Regions from separate parts of the Homo sapiens genome. Here region 2 is linked to region 1. A link is an interaction called in ENCODE POLR2A ChIA-PET data of the cell type or tissue named here. Cell type or tissue: A673. All regions are shown on one strand. Links, peaks and the distances in the headings refer to the core of each region. The heading gives the core; the rest is flanking DNA.

The links. ChIA-PET counts read pairs that join two places held together with the same protein. Peaks named below come from ENCODE experiments on the same cell type or tissue, not always from the same donor. Only the 100,000 strongest peaks of a DNase experiment are listed, where the experiment ranks them.
Region 2: POLR2A ChIA-PET joins it to region 1 with 5 read pairs; 14 of 35 experiments call an interaction of 5 or more read pairs at or near these places.

What each region holds. Positions count from the first base shown.
Region 1 is chr20:63,525,327-63,528,223 of GRCh38, reverse strand. PTK6 (protein tyrosine kinase 6) reads left to right here. Exons shown (of 8, transcript NM_005975.4): 8 at 1-223. Among named protein-coding and RNA genes, the nearest start is that of PPDPF, 6.0 kb to the right of the region's middle. In A673, for the core only: no CTCF peak of the experiment used is centred there; no DNase peak of the experiment used is centred there; H3K27me3 peaks cover 679 bases.
Region 2 is chr20:63,471,161-63,474,057 of GRCh38, reverse strand. It overlaps KCNQ2 (potassium voltage-gated channel subfamily Q member 2), which reads left to right and starts at 1,403. Exons shown (of 17, transcript NM_172107.4): 1 at 1,403-1,890. The coding sequence starts at 1,595. In A673, for the core only: no CTCF peak of the experiment used is centred there; a DNase peak (open chromatin) is centred at 1,327; H3K4me3 peaks cover 647 bases; H3K27me3 peaks cover 1,216 bases.

The DNA of each region.
Region 1 (2,897 bases), core at 84-2,583:
GTTTGGTTTTGATATGAATGTTGCAGAAACTCTATAAAATTCCTAGAAATCTGATACGTTATCCTATGATATATATCCTATCTCACATGCTATTCCTAGAAATCTGGTGCAATGTTATCAGTCATAATTTTGGTTATTACATTAAAATGCTGCATGCCACAGAAATAACCAAGTTTCCTTGCCAACCGTGTCACGAATATAATAAACTCTCATCAGATCCTGAGCCATGGCTATCTTAAGTCTTCGGTCATTCACAGTTATTATCTTACTTTGATTTTTTCTGAAAGCTTTGCAATCAGCTAGTCCCAAATTGTTTATTCTTCAAAGAGATTCCTGGGAAGGATTCTGACAGGTGCTCTGGAGCACAGGTTTCTGGTTCAGGTCATAGCCTTGGATTGGGTGCAAATTTCCAGAACTCGAAGGAGGGACCTGGCAGGTCCATGAAAGTTCTGTCCCAGGATCAACCAGAACAAGAATTAATGACATGGGAATGAATGAACTGACGAGGATGTTTACTGTTTAATGACTTTTGTCTGAAGCATTACGGTTCTTTAATATTTTGTTTTCCAGATGTAAGAAAACGTTTTTTGTTTCTGTTTTTGTTTTTGAAGACAGGGTCTTGCTCTGTCACCCAGGCTGGAGCGCAGTGGCGTGACCACAGCTCATTGCAGCCTTGAATTCCCAGGCTCAAGTGATCCTCCCGCCTCAGCCTCCTGAATAGTTGGGACTACAGGAATGCACCACCACACCTGGCTAATTTTAAATTTTTTTTTTTTTAGGAGATTCAGGGTCTTGCTATGTTGCCCAGGCTGGTCTCGAACTCCTGGGCTCTAGCAATCCTCCTGCCTCGGGACTACAGGCCTGAGCTGCTGCGCCCAGCCTGGGCACGAAAGCCGTCTGTACGAGAGTTGCTGGGGAAATTTCTCTGAAGTCTGTATCAAGTGGGGCAGCTTCAGCTTACAGGGCTTTGGGAAAAGAGCAGTTTTAATTTTCAGTGACTCCATGAGGAATGGTGGAAGAAAAAATTGGAAAGAGTGGTTTGGTGAGCTGTAGGCAAATATTGGAGGAAACTGAAGTTCAGGACCCGGTCCGGACCACAGGTGGGCGACAAAACCTCCAGACAGCAAACCGGGCTAGAGTCTAATAGTGGGGGCACGAGTTTTATTTTGAAACATAATTTTTCTCTCTACAGTCAACAAATTTCTTTTTCTTTTTTTTTTTTTGAGATAGAGTTTCGCTCTTATTGCACAGGCTGGAGTGCAATGGCTTGATCTCGGCTCACGGCAACCTCTGCCTCCCGGGTTCAAGTGATTCTCCTGCCTCAGCCTCCCGAGTAGCTGGGATTACAGGCATGCGCCACCACGCCCAGCTAATTTTTGTACTTTCAGTAGAGATGGGGTTTCTTCACGTTGGTCAGGTTGGTCTCGAACTCCCGACCTCAGGTGATCCACCCACCTCGGCCTCCCAAAATGCTGGGATTACAGGTGTGAGCCACCGCACCCAGCCAACAAATTTCCTTCTTCCTTTTTTTTTTTGAGATGGAGTCTCGCTCTGTCGCCCAGGCTGGAGTGCAATGGCGCAATATTGGCTCACTGCAACCTCTGCCTCTCGGGTTCAAGTGATTCTCCTGCCTCAGCCTCCCAAGTCTCTGGGATTACAGGTGCCTGCTACCACGCCCGACTAATTTTTGTATTTTTAGTAGAGATAGGGTTTTGCCATGTTGGCCAGGCTGGTCTCGAACTCCTGACCTCAGGTGATCCGCCCACCTCGGCTTCCCAAAGTGCTGGGATTACAGGTGTGAGCCACCGTGACCGGCTGCAAATTAACGCATTTCTATCAAAGATAATAAAAGTAGGATTGTTTTCAAATTAACACATTTCTATCAAAGATAATAAAAGATTGATTTGATTGCAGAGTAAGTTTGGCCTCATTAAACCTGGTGTGGTTATTTATGTAAGTGGAACAAGAATAGTGATTAACCACATAGGTTCTTCCTCATTTTTGTTTTCCAACAGGGCCTCACCCTGTCACCGAGGCTGGAGTGCAGTGGTACCATCATGGTTCACTGCTGCCTTGACCTCCTGGGCTCAAGCCACCTTCCAGCCCCACCCTCCAGAGTAGCTGGGACGACAGGCATGTGACACCACACCTGGCTAATTTATTTGTATTTTAGTAGAGAGGGAGCCCCACTATGTTGCCCAGGCCAGTCCTGAACTCCTGGGCTCAAGCAAACCTCCCATCTCAGGCTCCCAAAGTGCTGGGATTATAGGTACACCTGGACACGTGGGCTCTTTTAAAATTTGCTTTACTGGAACTTTTTTTTTTTTTTTTCCTGAGACGGAGTCTTGCTCTGTCGCCCAGGCTGGAGTGCAGTGGCGCGATCTCGGCTCACTGCAAGCTCCGTCTCCCGGGTTCATGCCATTCTTCTGCCTCAGCCTCCCGCATAGCTGGGACTACAGGCACCCGCCACCATGCCCGGCTAATTTTTTTATTTTTAGTAGAGACGGGGTTTCACCGTGTTAGCCAGGATGGTCTCGATCCCCTGACCTCGTGATCTGCCCACCGTGGCCTCCCAAAGTGCTGGGATTACAGGTGTGAGCCACTGTGCCTGGCCTACTGGAACTTTTTATAAGGAATCTGAGATTGGGCTTTTAAAAGCCTCTTGAGGCTAGGAAGCCATCGCAAAGACTTGCCATCAGACTTTGCCTGCAATAAGTACAGATTTAGGGGAATTCCTCTCTTCTTGAGGTCCCTAAGGTATCTTAAGATTCTGGGACCTGCCAGGAATTGACATTCTTTACTCATCTGTAAGGGAACCACGTATGTGAGGTACCAGGCCAGCTTTTTTCCAAGGGGCTTTATTGGACCATGCAGTCAACCCTAACTCCTTTAGTCGT
Region 2 (2,897 bases), core at 315-2,814, 54 kb after region 1:
TCTGGAAACCAAAGGGCAAACACAACTCAAGAGCTCACTCTGCACCAGGGTTAGGGCTGTTTTATGAGCAGGTCACCTGCGAGGACGGCGCCAGCGATTCAGCAGAGGGCCTTTCTCTGGGTAGAACCCATGGTGCCAGGCGAACGTGCAAACAGGCTGGATGTAGTCAGAGACGCACTCGAAGATGACACCCCTCCTGGATGTGCAGAGGAAGGCCCAGTGGCGGGGCACCTCACAGGGCGGGCAGCACTGAGCCGCAGGGGTCCCTTGGTCTCCCAGCAGCAGCTCCAGAGGGACCCCTCCCAGGACACATGGCTGCCGGCAGGGGGGAGGCCACCTCCGCGCACTTGCCCCCAAGGAAACACCGTCCCATCTGTGTCCAGGAGGCACAGATCTGCCTCCTTTGTCCCGAGGTGTGGCACTGGGCTTCCTGCTGGCCTGTCTGCTGCCCTGGGGCCACCCTCCAGTCCCTGCCCCTGCCACAGGCCCCTTCTGGGGTCTGCATAACTAAGTCCAGGCCCCTTGGGGGGCTTCAAGGCCCTCTAGGAGTGACTCTCTCCCATCCCCCACCCCATGGCCCTTGCTCCTCTTCTTGCCTCCCGGCCTCTGTGGCCACCCCCTTTCCCCTGGGCTGCTTTCCTTGCAGGGTGCCTCCAGCCTCCACAGACCCTCCCTGCACACACCCTGGGGTCTAGGGGGTCCTACTGCCTGGGCAACCCTGACACCGAGAGCATGAGGTCACCATGGGCTGAGCCCTAACAGAGTCTTGGGGAGAGCCCCTACCCCCATCCCTTCCCGGAGGCGTCCACTCCCAGGGCCCAGCTGAGAAGACTCCAGTCCTGCTCAGGCGGCTGGGCACCGCTCTGGGACCCCAGGAGCGCTGGGGCCACCAGGCAGGTCCACTTGGTTAGTACTACCGGACTCAAAGGTGACCGCAGGGTCAGTGTGCACATGGCCGGGGGATTGGGCAGGCTCAGCCCAGAGCTCTGGTCCCGCGGGCCTTGGTCCCTTCTGCCTCCCCCTCCTCTCCCCCTGCCCTCCCCTCCCCCTCCCCCACTCCCCCTCCTCTCCCCCCTCCCCTCCCCCTCCACTCCTGTCTCCCCCCTCCACTCCTGTCTCCCCTCTCCCCGTCCCCGCCACTCTCCTCCCCTCCCATTCCCCTCTCCTCCCCTCCCCCTCCCCTCCTGTCTCCCCTCTCCCCGTCCCCTCTCCCTCCCCTCCCCTCCCTTTCCCTCTTCTCTCCTCCCCTCTCCTCTCCTTCCCCCCTCCCCTCCCCTCCCCGTCCCTCCCTCTCCCCTCCCTTCCCCTCCCTCTCTTCTCCTCCCCTCTCCTTCGACTGGCGTCGCGGGGGTTAACGCGGGGCGGGGCGAGGCGGCGGGCGGAGCCGGCGCGGCCGCGGGCCAGGCGCCGAGGTGCGCGCGGAGCGAGGTGGCCGCAGCGTCTCCGCGCGCGGCCCAAGCCCGGCAGGAGTGCGGAACCGCCGCCTCGGCCATGCGGCTCCCGGCCGGGGGGCCTGGGCTGGGGCCCGCGCCGCCCCCCGCGCTCCGCCCCCGCTGAGCCTGAGCCCGACCCGGGGCGCCTCCCGCCAGGCACCATGGTGCAGAAGTCGCGCAACGGCGGCGTATACCCCGGCCCGAGCGGGGAGAAGAAGCTGAAGGTGGGCTTCGTGGGGCTGGACCCCGGCGCGCCCGACTCCACCCGGGACGGGGCGCTGCTGATCGCCGGCTCCGAGGCCCCCAAGCGCGGCAGCATCCTCAGCAAACCTCGCGCGGGCGGCGCGGGCGCCGGGAAGCCCCCCAAGCGCAACGCCTTCTACCGCAAGCTGCAGAATTTCCTCTACAACGTGCTGGAGCGGCCGCGCGGCTGGGCGTTCATCTACCACGCCTACGTGTGAGTGGCCGGCGGGGCCCCCGTGGCGACCCCCATGGCGACCCCCATCGGCGACCCCATCGGCGACCCCGGCCAGGCTGGCTGCGGCGGGTTTGGCTCCCTGCCCCTGGGTCTGGGTCCGGGGCCGGCGCTCCCCGGCGGGAGTGCTGGGCCGAGACCGGAGAGCGATTGTACAGCGCGCGGGCAGGAAGGATTCCGGGGTCGGGGCCGCTCAGGTCGGGGTGGGGGCTCCAGGCCCGCAGGACAGAGACGTGCGGCCGCCCCAGCCCCCTCCTCAGCCTGGGAGGCCCCTCCCCGCGGCCTCTGCGCCGAACAAAGGGCCGGCCGGGGAGGGACGGCGGCAGCGCTGGGTCTGGACTCTCCGGGACTCTCGGGGACCCGCGGGGCTGGGGCCGCCCGACCAAGCGAGGGCGGGGGGGAGGGGTCTGGCCTGTCCTCCGCCATCCTCCCGAGCCGCTCTCCCTCAGACTAGGGTGAGCTTCTGGGTTCCTGAGATGGGGGAGGGGCCCTCCCATGACCCCCCCACCCCAGCCCGGGCTGAGCGCAGCTGTCTGTCCTGCCCCCTCGGCGCCGACGCCCCTCCCTGGCCCCGCGAACCCCCTCAGCTCCTGCGCTCAGCTCCTGCGCTGTCCCATCTCTGCAGCCGCCGGCCGCCCCCGTGCACATCCCGGGCTCAGGACCCCTCCTTGGCAGAGCGAGGCCCGGGGGAGGGGCTGCGGCAGACCTGGGACCCCCAGCCCTGGGCCTGGAAGGGGCTGTCCCCTCTTCCCGGGCGAGGCTCAGGGAACGGCTGCCTCCTGGGGCAGGGCTGGCGGGGGGCGGCCGAAGCCTGCGTCCGTGTGCACCTGGGTGTTCGCATGTGGAATTGCACGGCCCGCTGCGTGTGCGGCCTGTGCGGCCGGTGTGCACAGCCTCCCCGCGCCAGGGCGCTTGCTCTCCCATCCCAGCTGAACAAGGGACCCGCTGAGCTCCGGGACCGGCCATTTTGTGTGAGAGGCATTTTGGGA